Regions from separate parts of the Homo sapiens genome. Here region 2 is linked to region 1. A link is an interaction called in ENCODE POLR2A ChIA-PET data of the cell type or tissue named here. Cell type or tissue: endothelial cell of umbilical vein. All regions are shown on one strand. Links, peaks and the distances in the headings refer to the core of each region. The heading gives the core; the rest is flanking DNA.

Region 1 (7,215 bases), core at 1,348-6,347:
GAAGGTGTGAGAAATACTAGATGTTATATTAGAGGATGAATATCCTCAACAGTGCACACCTCAACATTCAGTACACAGCCAGCATTATTTGTATGTATTCTTGGTACCAAGAAGAGCCAAAGAATAATATGTAGGAGGACAAGGGTCCTCCTTGCCAAGCTTTTTACATGCGCTGCTTAGAAAAGCCAGATTTTGATAATGGGGAAAGGGAGAGAGTCAGCGGCTCTGTCACAATAACTCAGTCTGATAGGCAGTCTTGCCTAAGTGAAAAACCAAACTGCTTCTTTGCTTATAGTACAAGAAAATTTTGGCCAAGGGCATTCTACTGCATGGGATCTGGCCAAAATTGTTCTTTGGTAAATGCTGTACTCAAACAATGGGCATAAGTAAAATCTCATCAAATTGTTTTTAAAAATAAACAGTTTGCAGAAGAGTTACAACAACCATCTACAGTTTATCAAAGGAACACATTTAAGTCAGCTGCTCTAAGGCTCTTAGAGGGCAGGAGCTTCAAACATAGCTCAGTATTTTTCTTTGTCCTCCTCCCCTCCCACAGAATAAATCCTGACACTGGCCAGGCGCGATGGCTCACACCTGCAATCCCAGCACTTTGAGAGGCCAAAGCGGGCGGATCACCTGAGATCGGGAGTTCGAGACCAGCCTGACCAACATGGAGAAACCTCATCTCTACTAAAAATGCAAAAAAATTATCCAGGTGTGATGGCGCATGCCTGTAATCCCAGCTACTTGGGAGGCTGAGGCAGGAGAATCTCTTGAACCCGGGAGGCGGAGGTTGCAGTGAGCTGAGATAGCGCCACTGCACTCCAGCCTGGATGACAAGAGCGAAACTCCATCTCAAAAAATAATAATAAAAATAGAATAGAATAATAAATTGTGATACTAAGTGGGCCTGATTAAAATACCCAGTAATTCCGTCCTCTGTACCATCTATACCTACTCTCACCTGCTGGTTCATCACTTCAGTCATAAAGAGACCCATTTGGTTTTCTAATCATTTTCCCCAAAAAGCTTTCTTCCCAGTACATGGACTCAGTTTCCCATGAAAAGTTAGTTAGGCACCTTAAAAATACAAGATCACTTCTCAAGCTCCTGAAGAAGAAAGTATTGTTGTTTATTATACAATAACCTGAGCCAATTTAGGGATTACTGTGCCCGTTTAATGAATAACTAGATTTACAACAGTAATGTAAGATGGCTTCTAGTAGAATGTCATGAAAAGCAACTGTAATCATTATAAAAGCAGGAAATAGCCCCATTTAGATTAAAATGGCTCATTCCATTGAATATTTTCATTAGTTAAACTTATTGTTGGGGGAAGGTGTTACAATTACAGATCCAGCTCCTTAATTTAGAATACTCAAAGATGAAAATTAAAAGCAGAATAACAAGAATATGGAAAAAAGAAAAAAACTAAATGTAGAAACACAAACCTTCACGGGAGCCTCCAAAAGAGGTATGTCCACCCCAAGGGGACATAAGATAATCCGTTAGAGCCAGGAAAAAAACAGATTTTATATTTGGATTTGTCATCTAAAAAGAAACTAAGATTTACTAATATTTAATATACAAATTGACAGTAGAGTATGTTTATAACTTATAAATATATATAAATACATATATAAATATATATATATATGAGGAAGGGGCACATACAAAACTTTCTGCTAATAGGAATGACTGGAGCAACAGGTGAGACCCCTGAGATAAACGACCCCTTTTGGCTGGGTTTACTACCCTACACTAAACAAGGGGCTGGATGCCGTGGCTCACGCCTGTAATCCCAGCACTTTGGGAGGCTAGGTGGGTGGATCACCTGAGGTCAGGAGTTCGAGGCCAGCCTGACCAACATGGTGAAACACCATATCTACTAAAAATACAAAATTAGCCAGGTGTGCACATGCCTATAATTCCAGCTACTTGGGAGGCTCAGGCAGGAGAATCTCTTGAACCCGGGAGATGGAGGCTGCAGTGAGCCGAGATCATGCCACTGTACTGCACTCCAGCCTAGGAAACAAGATTGAAACTCCAACTCAAAAAAAAAAACAAACAAACAAACTCAAGGAGCATACCCCATAGGCAGCCTCCAGTTTCAGAAAGCCCTTGGTAAACCAGCCCTGCCCACCCCTCCACTGCCCCTCTGACCTGAGCATCAAGACCTCTAAACTGACACACTCGTCTGCTCCTGTGTAAATGTCTGTTTGCCTGCCTAATTCTAGTCACGCTTTAGGTCTTAGCTGAAAGGTCCCTTCCTCCAGGGAACCTTCTAGATTACCCATACCCAGCCTAGGGGCAGGTGCTCCTCCTTTTCAGAGGGCTTGGCACCTAGATCCTTGCTACTTACAGCACGGTGCACAGACAGCAGGATCTGAAGCTGACTGGAAACGCAGAATCCCAGCCTACACCCCAGCACCTACTCAATCAGACCTGCATTTTTAACAAAGTCCCCAGGTGATGAGCATGGGCCTGAAGGTTTGAGCAGCTCTCCTCTGCATGGCTCTCCCTGCTTGCTTGTCTCTTCTCCTCTGAGCAGTATCTGAGGCAAGCAAAGGACATGATCCTCTCATTCCTGTTGTCCTAGCACCCAGCACAGGGCCTGGTTCAGAGATGGGCTTTCATATATTTGTTGAATGAGGAAAGGAAGAAAGGATCTTGGGAGACATCTTCATCAGACGTTCTGAACTTGGAGAAAGGGAACAGCTAACACACCAGATGACAGCAATAGGATTCCAAAAATATCTGGACTGGCCAGAGAATAGACAGAAGACAAGACAAAGTCCTGGACTTGGGTCCAAAAGCACAATATTCATAGTGATAATGACAACACTGTGCTATAACTTAACCTCATCAAATATAATGCTCCCAGCAACTCTAAGATAGCAACTATTTTGCTCTTGCATTTTATAGACAGGGAAGCAGGCACAGAAAGGTTAAAGCAGTGGACTAGAGTTGCACAGCTGGTATCAGGCAGAGTGCGGATTAGAATCCAGACAGTCTAGCTTCAGACCGAGGCCCTGAATCACTAGGCTACATCCAGTTTTGCCTAGGATATGCTACCTGGAAACTGATGTAGCAAAGTTGGCTGGGTCCGGTGGCTCACGCCTGTAATCCCAGCACTTTGGGAGGCCGAGGCAGGTGGATCACGAGGTTGGGAGTTCGAGACCAGCCTGACCAACAAGGTGAAACCCCATCTCTACTAAAAATACAAAAATTAGCCAGACATAGTGGCGCACGCCTGTAATCCCAGCTACTCAGGAGGCTGAGGCAGGAGAATTGCTTGACCCCGGGAGACAGAGGTTGCAGTGAGCCGAGATCACGCCACTGCACTCCAACCTGGGCGACAGAGCAAGACTCCATCTCAAAAAAAAAGAAAAAGAAAACGCAAGGTGACTGGCACCCTGACCATGGAGCTACTGGAGGCAGGGCCTAAAGGCTCCAGGCCCTGGGTATCTGCTCCCCTAAGGAGCAGGGCAGCCATCCTCAACTAAGCCAGCAGCCCACTCCATGGTACCTGCCTCACAGCACAAAACCAGGACCCAAGAGACACAATTTGGCTCCAAATCAAAGCCCTCCTTTAGCTCAGACTCTCCAAGAACGAAGGCGGCTGCCGACTGGCATGCTGGCTCCGCCGTTGCTGGGAGAACTCCACAGAGGCCCAACCACCATCTGGAAGTGATTTGGCCCAGAGATTCCTGAAAGGGGTGGGAGGCTGGAATGACCAGACGCCTGGAGCTCCCTGTCCAGCTTGGAAACAAAGCTGGTGTGAATGGGCCCTGGAGGCAGCCATAACATAGCAGGGGGCAGCCCCTTTCAAGGAGGTGACACCCTCTAGGCAGTCCATAGCCGTATTTTAGCAAGTAGGATCAACCTTAGCCAACCAAGCTGTTCTCCCCAGAGCGCGCTGATTTCAAATGCCCTTTCAGTGTGCAAACCTTTCCGGCATGACTTTTGAGATTATTAAACAGTGCCTTATTTAATTAACAGGCATTCACAGAGCACTTACTATGTACCATAAACTGTGCCAAGCACTTTAAAAATTATTAACTTGTTTAATCTTTATAACAGCCTTTTAAGAAGGTAGTTATTATCCCCATTTTAGTGATAAGGAAACCAAGGCACAGAAGTTTCTAATAGCTACTTAGTGGCAAGTGGGATTTGAACCAAGAATCCTTGCTCTTAACTACTACACAAGTGACATTGAATGCTAATGTGCCACCTTGTACATGGCCCACAACTTGTTATTAATAATTCTGACAAAGCATGCTACTTTGCTACTTTTTTTTGAGATGGAGTTTTGCTCCTGTTGCCCAAGCTGGAGTGCAATGGCATGATCTCAGCTCAACACAGCCTCTGCCCTTGGATTCAAGCTATTGTCCTGCCTCAGCCTCCCACGTAGCTGGGATTACAGGCATGCACCACCACGGCCATCTAATTTTGTATTTTTAGTAGAGATGGGGTTTCTCCATGTTGGTCAGGCTGGTCTCAAACTCCAGACCTCAGGTGATCCACCCACCTTGGCCTCCCAGGGTGCTGGGATTACAGGCATGAGCCACCACGTCCGGCCAACTTTGCTACTTTTTAAGCACTCTCTGTACTACCCAAAAGACATGCTGGCATCTGCTAGACATGCAAGAAAGAGCAGAACTTAAGGTTATTTGGAAATTATTTTGGTAGTAGTAGCACAAAAGGGAGAGGAAGGAAAAGGAGCTGACTGGACCAGTGACCCACCACCCTGGAAGCTGCCTAGTGACCCGAAGTCTTGGGAACACGCACCCTGCCTGCTCTGGCGCTGGCCTGGTTTAAGTCAGTCAAGTAAACTTTAGGGTTAGACCACATCCTCTGAAAAGGAAACAATTCCTTTCTCTAAAGGCCCAAAACAAAACACACCACCCAAACTTCTAGGCCTTGATCATCATTCTTGGGCTGAGAGACCCCTTTTCCTCCCAGCTGGCTGGACTGCCCCATGTCAGAAAGGTTTTTGGAAAAACAAGTAAATAAAACTGCCAACTCCTGGCAAACAGCTGGAATTAAAGACACTGAGTCCTCACTATGAACTGCCCATCACATAACAAGAAACGTAAGGAAATTTTCAACTTTTGGATGGCGCCTAGGGGCCTACCTTACAATGAACCACAAATGTGAATCAATAGCCAGGGTTGTCTTTCAGTGAATTCTAGGCAGAAAAGCCAGAGTCCTCTGGCAGCTGTTGAAACACCACCTATCTCAGAGCTGGAGGCATGTACACAATTCTAATGACTCCACAACTGTCTGGTCTTATCCAAAGCATACAAAACCCTGTATTCATTCAATGATACCTTCCCTGACGATGGAATAAAACATCATCCATTGGGTAGTAGGAAATCTCAACCAACCAACCAAAACACAATGAGGAAAACACAAGAGGCAAACTGATCCCACTTAATTCCCGGCTGACTCTCAACTTGTGAGACCTTCATCACAGCCCAGAGGATTCATCCTGCCAATCATGGAAGGCCCTGACATCCCTATTTTGTCCAAGGTCAGAGGTTCAGAGTGTGGGTATCCAGCCACCACCCTAACACCTAAGACTTGCAAACCTAGTGTTGCAGGGACCCTCTGATGTGGAGAGAAAAGCTGTATTTTACTCATCTCTGAAACTGGAAGGCAAGTCAGTTAAGGCTCCAATTCAACAGCTGGGCAGACCTGGGTTTCAGACACCATTTACTAGCTAGCTGGGTCACCTCCACAAGTGGCTTCACTCCTGTTTCCCATCTTTAAATAAAGATAATAATACTAACCATGGCAAGAGTATGATCAACCAAACAGAAACAAACAACCAGGCTGTTCTCCCCTAATTTTGAACGTCCCTTCGGTGTGCAAACCATTCGGGCATGACTTTTTTTTTTTTTTTTTTTTTTGAGTCAGAGTCTCGCTCTCCCAGGCTGGAGTGCAGTTACACAAAGACCTCGGCTCACTGCAACCTCCACCTCCCGGGTTCAAGCAATTCTCCTGCCTCAGCCTCCCGAGTAGCTGGGACTACAGGTGTGCACCACCATGCCCAGCTAATTTTTGTATTTTTAGTAGAGCTAGGGTTTCACCATGTTGTCCAGGCTGGTCTCGAACTCCTGACCTCAGGTGATCCACCCACCTTGGCCTCCTAAAGTGCTGGGATTACAGGCGTGAGCCACGGCATCCAGCCCTGGCATTACTTTTGAGATAATTATTAGACAGCACCTTATTTAATTAACAGGCGCCATTTTCTAAGCAACACATGCCCAGGACAGTGTTAAGCCCTGAACTCTCTAAGTGACTTGCAGAAGCAGATCATTAGAGATAGGGCAGTAGTTGCTGTCAATCAATGATTAGCATGAAAATTCAATGGGGTGATCAACAGAACACACTTAACACCCAGTAGGTGCCCCCAAATTGAAGCTAGTGTCATTGTCAGCACAATGTAACACAACCTAAGCAGTGAATATATGAACCTTAGTCCAAGCTGGAGGTAACTTTGCCTTGAAGGATGAAGGACCATTACCCACAACAGCCTCAAGAGCTTAGGGAAGAAGCCTCCTGCTTTATCCCCACAGCAGTCCTGGCACTTGCCAGGGCTCTCTGTGGTCTCCAGAGGCTGGAAAACCTGTTTGTTGCAAGATCTCTCGGGAGAGCAATTAGGCAGCCAATGATACAAGTCATAAATGTGGTCACACCCTTTAACCCAGGAATGTCACTCTGGGGAATATGATCCAAGAAATCATTAAAAAGGAAAAAAATAGAATGCAAGTTGTGGTAGGAACAGGAAGAAGCTGCCAACAGCCCACAGGCCCAGCACAGAGGAAGGGAAGCTAACTAACCCTGGAACGTCGGGACAATGGGAGTAGCTAGGGCCTGAGTGGATTCGAAAATAAAAGGAGGACCGGGCTGGGCGCGGTGGCTCAGGGCTGTAACCCCCGCACTTGGGAGGCCGAGGCGGGCATATCATGAGGTCAAGAGTTCGAGACCAGCCTGGCCAACATGGTGAAACCCCATCTCTACTAAGAATACAAAAATTAGCCGGGCGTGGTGGCATGTGCCTGTAATTCTAGCTACTCAGGAGGCTGAGGCAGAAGAATCGCTTGAACCCGGGAGGTGGAGGTTGCAGTGAGCAGAGATGGCACCATTGTACTCCAGCCTGGAGACAGAGCAAGGCTCCATCTCCAGGCGGGGCGGTGGTGGGGAGGG
Region 2 (5,810 bases), core at 811-5,810, 130 kb before region 1:
ACAAAAAAATAAAAAATAAAACCCTGAAACTCTGAAATCGAACATAAAAAAATTTATGATAGTCTAGTTCAAGGAGAGGGGTAGGAAGGAAAACTTTCTTCGTATCATTTTTATTTTTGAACCATGAGAATGTGTTACCTATTCAAAATACTAAATTAAAAAACAAATACAACTACAAAAAGAAAGAATGAACTGGTGACACTGTGCTGGTTGGTGACCCATGAAACCTGGGCTGGCTTCCCTTGTAGAGGGCTGCTGGTCCTCTTCTTCCAGGGCTGCTGGTCCTCTTCTTCCACCTCTGACCTGGCCCCAAGCCTCCAGCCCACACAGGGCTCTGCAGGCCAGGCTGGAAAGTCCCTCACCATGCCTCCCATTTTTCTCCCAGCTTGACCTCTGGCCACACTCAGCGTAGTGACAAAGATAAACAACCACAGACCCAAAGGCCTGCACTGTGACCCAAGACACTGAGCTACATCATCCCTTCCAGAAATCAGCTGGACCTGCTAGGGTCCCAGACTGTTTGGTTTCACAGGGGTACCAACGCTGCATTCTCCAGCCTGCTGCCGAGAGCTGCTCCCTGCAAAGCGGCTGAGGAGTGTCTGCAGGCTGCCCGGATGCCCCTGAATGGTGGAGCCCTGCTGGGCCTGCTGACTCAGCTTACCAGGGATGTGGCTGCCCATGTATTTGATGTGCATCTCATGGAGCCCGACCTCAGTGGGGGCATATCTAACAGTGACCGTGCCGTCCTTGTTGTCCACAATCTCAGGTGTGGCTGTCTTCCCAGAAGGCATGTGGACCTCTCCTATGGAGCACAGAGAGACGGGGCAATGAAGCCCACCAGCAACCTTCCCCAGAGAAGCAGAGCCCAAGGCACAGATGTATTCAAAATAAAGGTTTCCAGACCCAAGAACATTCGTTGCTGCCTAAAACATTCAAGTCCCACAATGGGAGAGACCATTTGCTCTTTTCTTTTTTTTTTTTCCAGTTCCATTTGGCTTCCACAAAATATAGCAGACAACTCTTAAAGAGTTTTCTACAACTGGCAAAATCAAGCTCAGAAAGGACTTGAGAACACCATGAAACCAGCTGGATACATAGAGCATCAAACCAAAGAGAAGTGGGCCATTGAAAAGAGGCTGAGGGGAGAAAGGAACTCCTGTATGACAGACTCAGTGTCAAAGTCACATCTGGAAAAGTCAAATAAGAGAAGGCAGGAAAAAGGGGCAAACAAGAACCCGACAGTCATGAGGTATCTAAACACAGCAGTTTTTAACCTAGAGAGAATCATGGGACTGCTCAAGAAAGTAATGCAAGTTGTCAGTGAGCCACTTCTTCAGAGAAACACACACGTGGCATATTCTGTAGTTTCAGGAGCCCACGGCCCAACACCGGAGACCAAGAACTCGTGACCCTGGGTTAAGGAGCCTGGGTCTGGGGGACAGTGGACACACCTCCCCAGCACCATTCTGGGAAGCTCGTGAGAGCAAGTGAGAATGAGACGGCCTTTATGGCAAGTGCTTACCAGTGATTTCTCCTTTCCTGACAGCAAACGGAATGACCAGGTCAAAAGGCTTAAATCCCAGGCCGTTCATGTCACTCACTGGGACATAGGCCTCTTCGGTCACCTAAAAACAGAAGGCAGTGGTCACTGGGTAAAGCAGACAACAGCGGGAGCTGGTGAAGCTACAGGGGTTAGAGCTGCTGGGAATTCTACAAGCCAGTGAGGCCGGGATTTGGGAATGCGGCTGCCCATTGTGGTATGGGCTTTGTCTAAGTGGCTCCAGACCCAGGGTAGAACCTGAGGGACTGGAGAGGTCATGCTGACCAACTGTTAGCAATCACTCGGGAGTCTGTTTGTAAAATTCCCAGCAGCACCCACGGGAAAGTGGAAAAGTGAGAGACAGCAATGTCTATGAGTCCCAAGAGGCTCCATCTGGAAAGGTTTAGTTGCTTGTGGCCTGGAAAAGAAGGTGCATTTTAAGTGGCAGAGAGTAGCAGTGGGTGGCTTTCCCCCTGAACAGAAACTGAATGTGCAAGTGGCGGCTTTGAGAGGCAGCAGGAGGGCTGCAGACAGCTGTCTGTCTTTCTCTTTAAACACAGAGACAAACTGCACCGAGCGTGATCACAGACACGACGGCTGGCGATTCGTGGAGCACGGATGGTGACGCAAAGGTGATCTTATTACAGAAAAAGCAGGGATCATCGTGATGGGCTGATCAGTGAGGGGCACACCAATGACCAGGACACCCACAGGGCTTAAGCAATCCCAGAAGCAGATGGCAGATTTTCTGAAATGAAGGCTGAGTAAACACAGAAACACAAAAAGGAAAAAACCAAAATTGTACCCAGGGCCTGAATCCAGGGGGACATGCATTTACCGGTGCCTCCTCCACGGCTGTGACTTCCCCATCTGTGGCCTGGTCAGTGGCAAATGGAGATTAGTTGGGAACCATACTGGAAGGATACACTCAGTAGACTACCACCACAGAGCTGCTTCCCCCACTGCTCCATCTTGAACTGCAGTGAGCCACTCACTCTAGCGAAGGACACTTTCTTACTGCCCTTTTGGAAGGCAGTTGGTGTCCTCTCTTCAACTGTCAGATGCGCATGCCCTGTGAGCCCACAACCCCACTTGTAGCACGCAGACCTAAGCTGGCGGGAGACTCCATAGTTAATTGATGTGTGTAAGGACCTTGACTGGTGCTGTCTGTGGTCGTGCAAAACTAAAGCAACCCAATGTCCATCTGGAAGGGATTTGGTCAAATAAATTCTGGTGAGTCTGTCCAGTGGAACATGGCAGTCAGGTCCAATGAATCAATATGTAAGGGTACCTATGACACATTGAGGGAAGGAAGCAAGGTGCGAAAGCAGTATGTACGGTGTGACCCCAGGCATGAAAGTGAGGTGTGTGAAGTGTAAGTAGGTAAAAACTAACACAAGGCATCTCTGCAGCACAGAATCAGGAAAAAGTTCTTTTTTTACTTGATAAATGTCTACTGTGGTTAATTATTTAATTTTTTTTGAGGCAGAGTTTTGCTCTGTCATCCAGGCTGGAGTGCAGTGGCGCAATCTCAGCTTACTACAGCCTCAACCTTCTGGGCCCAGGTGATCCTCCCACCTCAGCCTCCTGAGCAGTTGGGACTAGAGGCGTGCACCACCACACCAGGCTAATTATTATTTTTTTTTTTTGGTAGAGATGGGGTCTCACTGTATTGCCCAGGCTGGTCTTAAACTCCTGGGATCCAGCAACCCTCTCACCTTGGCCTCCCAAACTGCTGAGATTTCAGGCATGAGCCACCATGCTCAGCAGTTAATGTTTCTAAAGTTTTTTATAAATTCATTTTCAACAAATCTTAGCTTTAATGCTCATGGCTGGGCGCAGTGGCTCATGCCGGTAATCCCAGCACTTTGGGAGGCCAAGGCAGGTGGATCACTGGAGGTCAGGAGTTACCAGCCTGGCCAACATGGTGAAACCCCATCTCTACTAAATATACAAAAAATAGCCAGGCGTGGTGGCAGGTGCCTATAATCCCAGCTACTCGGGAGGCTGAGGCAGGAGAATCGCTTAAACCCAGGAGGTGGAGGTTGCAGAGAGCTGAGATTGCACCACTGTACTCCAGCCTGGGTGACAGAGTGAGATTCTGTCTCAAAAAAAAACAAAAAAGATTTAATGCTCCTGATTCAACAGAACCAACAGCAAGGGAACCCCTCTCAACACCCTCTTCCGCCATAAGAAAGAATAAGAATCAGAAGCCCTCTCCTACAGAGGAAGGCCTATTTACCCATGTTAACTGCTTTGTGTGTATCTTGGGATCTGCAGAAAGGCAAAGGCAGCTCTGTGAGCGACATTTGGAACAGCCCTATCCTCTGCCTGCACAGGTTGGAGCTATGCAGGGACATATCAGTCAGAAGGAAGATCTTTCAATGGCTGAGCTATGGCCTTTGGTCCAGGACTTCTCAAAGGCAATGGGCAGTTAAGCTGTTTGTCCATGACTCCATGTGCTGTGTGTGAGTAGTGTATTTGAAGAAACCACCCTGTGGGTCTCCTTGAGACATTTGCTATGACTGCAGTGCTGGTCGGTGTCCTTTTTTGGCGTCAAACTTATAGAGGGAAGCAGGGAATCTACCCAACCAAAGCCAATGAACAGTCAGTCAGTCCATCTAGTTAAGGTTCTCTCCCTGGAATGAGAGAATAAAGACCCAAACCAGGTACTGTAGGTGATCGTCCCTTTCTGCCTTCAGCAGTGGTCAGGGGGCAGTGGGTAAACACAAAGTATTCTTGCTTTGTGTGTATTCAGGGGCTAGAAGACACTTATTACTGAGTTTGGAAGCCTCCACTTCTGCAAAAAGGGTCCTCAATTTTTTTACTCTGACTTTCTCACGTAGACCTTCCCAATATGGTCTTCTCTTACCCCCAAATCATTGCACCAGCAGGCCCATGACCACTGCTCAGTGCTTGGCTGCTCTTCCCTCCTTCCACCTAATTCTAACCAACCAGATAAAACCCACTATGGGCTAAAAACAGATTCTGAAAACTACAACTGGTACCCTTCTCTGTGAATAAGGACATCAACTTCCCAGCTGTATTTCTTTCTTCCTACAGGAGAAAAACACTCTTAAATGAACAATGTCAAAAGTTGACAAGTGTTTACATTTACATACTTGAGACATAAAAGAGCCTCCAGATCTCTGGCATGCTGTTTACAGATAAACAGACGTCGATGGAAGGGAATAATACTACAACAGAGTATAGACTGTTCGGAAGAAAGTCCCTGAGCTTTGGAGTTTGGAATGGAGTCTTCATGCACCTCTCCATTGCTGCACAAAATGAAATAATTAGAAGGTGCTTTGTCGGCTGTGCACAAGGCCAGGTCATTAAGGGCCTATAAACCTTGTGGTCAAGTGCGGCTGCTGACCACAGTATCAAAGGACACCAGTGAGGATGACAGCATGGTATTTGGTGTCTGTCTAGACCAAGCATGCTTCATTTGTAAAAAAGCCAACGATGCTTGGTTTTGAGGGTTCAATGAGGTAATGTCCCCAAGGTTTCTAACCCTTTTCCTGGTTGAAGAATATTCAGAAGAAGATCTATTATGTAATAATAAAAATAAATAAACAGAGGAAGATCTATAAGTAACTCACAACTGAAAATGAAAGACCTTGGTCATTCACTAACCCAGGTGTTTGCATAATGGTTTCCTCCTTTTATTCCAGATGTTCCTAGCTGCAAAAGACGAGGTATTTCCCCCTCATACATAAAGTGTGAATCTTTCCAAAACACAAGTGGAGGTACTTTGAGTCCTGGGATTTCAGAGTCAAGTCTCCAAACAAAACAGCATCAGGAAGCTCTCTCCTCCAGCCATGGAGAATGGCCATGAAGATGGAAGAAGGAAGAGCTGGCCGGTTAAAAACCTGTCATGTTTTATGTAGAAACATTTTCATAAAGGTGTGTTTTTCTGAGGAGTTATCTTTCAAAATGCCTGGGCTTAGGCCAGGATATTGCCCAAGTCCCTTATTATGATAGACACCTTGGTGGCCAGTAAGATTCCCTAAAAACCCTTACAGCCAAAGGGTCTCTGAGTTTCTAGAGATTACTCTGGGACTCTACAAGGTCATGACTGCTTAACAAATTTTTTTCCAAAGGAAAAAAAAGGTGAAGAGGATATCCTAGTCAGGGTTCAACAAACGGCAGCTGTTACAGTTTCCACCAATAACAGCATGCTCGGGAGAAGGAATTTTCCTTACCATGACAGTGAAGGGGCTGTTAGGAATATCAACACCACCGAAGCGCACATAGATCACATATGTGC

Evidence for each region. ChIA-PET counts read pairs that join two places held together with the same protein. Peaks named below come from ENCODE experiments on the same cell type or tissue, not always from the same donor. Only the 100,000 strongest peaks of a DNase experiment are listed, where the experiment ranks them.
Region 2: POLR2A ChIA-PET joins it to region 1 with 6 read pairs; 4 of 35 experiments call an interaction of 5 or more read pairs at or near these places.

The regions. Positions count from the first base shown.
Region 1 is chr3:58,010,910-58,018,124 of GRCh38, reverse strand. All of the region lies in intron 1 of FLNB (filamin B), which reads right to left. Among named protein-coding and RNA genes, the nearest start is that of FLNB, 6.1 kb to the right of the region's middle. RefSeq lists enhancers at 2,468-2,981, 2,982-3,494, 3,495-4,008, 4,035-4,535. In endothelial cell of umbilical vein, for the core only: no CTCF peak of the experiment used is centred there; DNase peaks (open chromatin) are centred at 3,744 and 5,325; H3K4me3 peaks cover 2,242 bases; H3K27ac peaks cover 2,357 bases.
Region 2 is chr3:58,138,465-58,144,274 of GRCh38, reverse strand. FLNB (filamin B) reads right to left here. Exons shown (of 46, transcript NM_001457.4): 29 at 5,746-5,810; 30 at 2,346-2,417; 31 at 1,523-1,625; 32 at 662-802. Among named protein-coding and RNA genes, the nearest start is that of FLNB-AS1, 29 kb to the left of the region's middle. RefSeq lists an enhancer at 219-513. In endothelial cell of umbilical vein, for the core only: no CTCF peak of the experiment used is centred there; no DNase peak of the experiment used is centred there.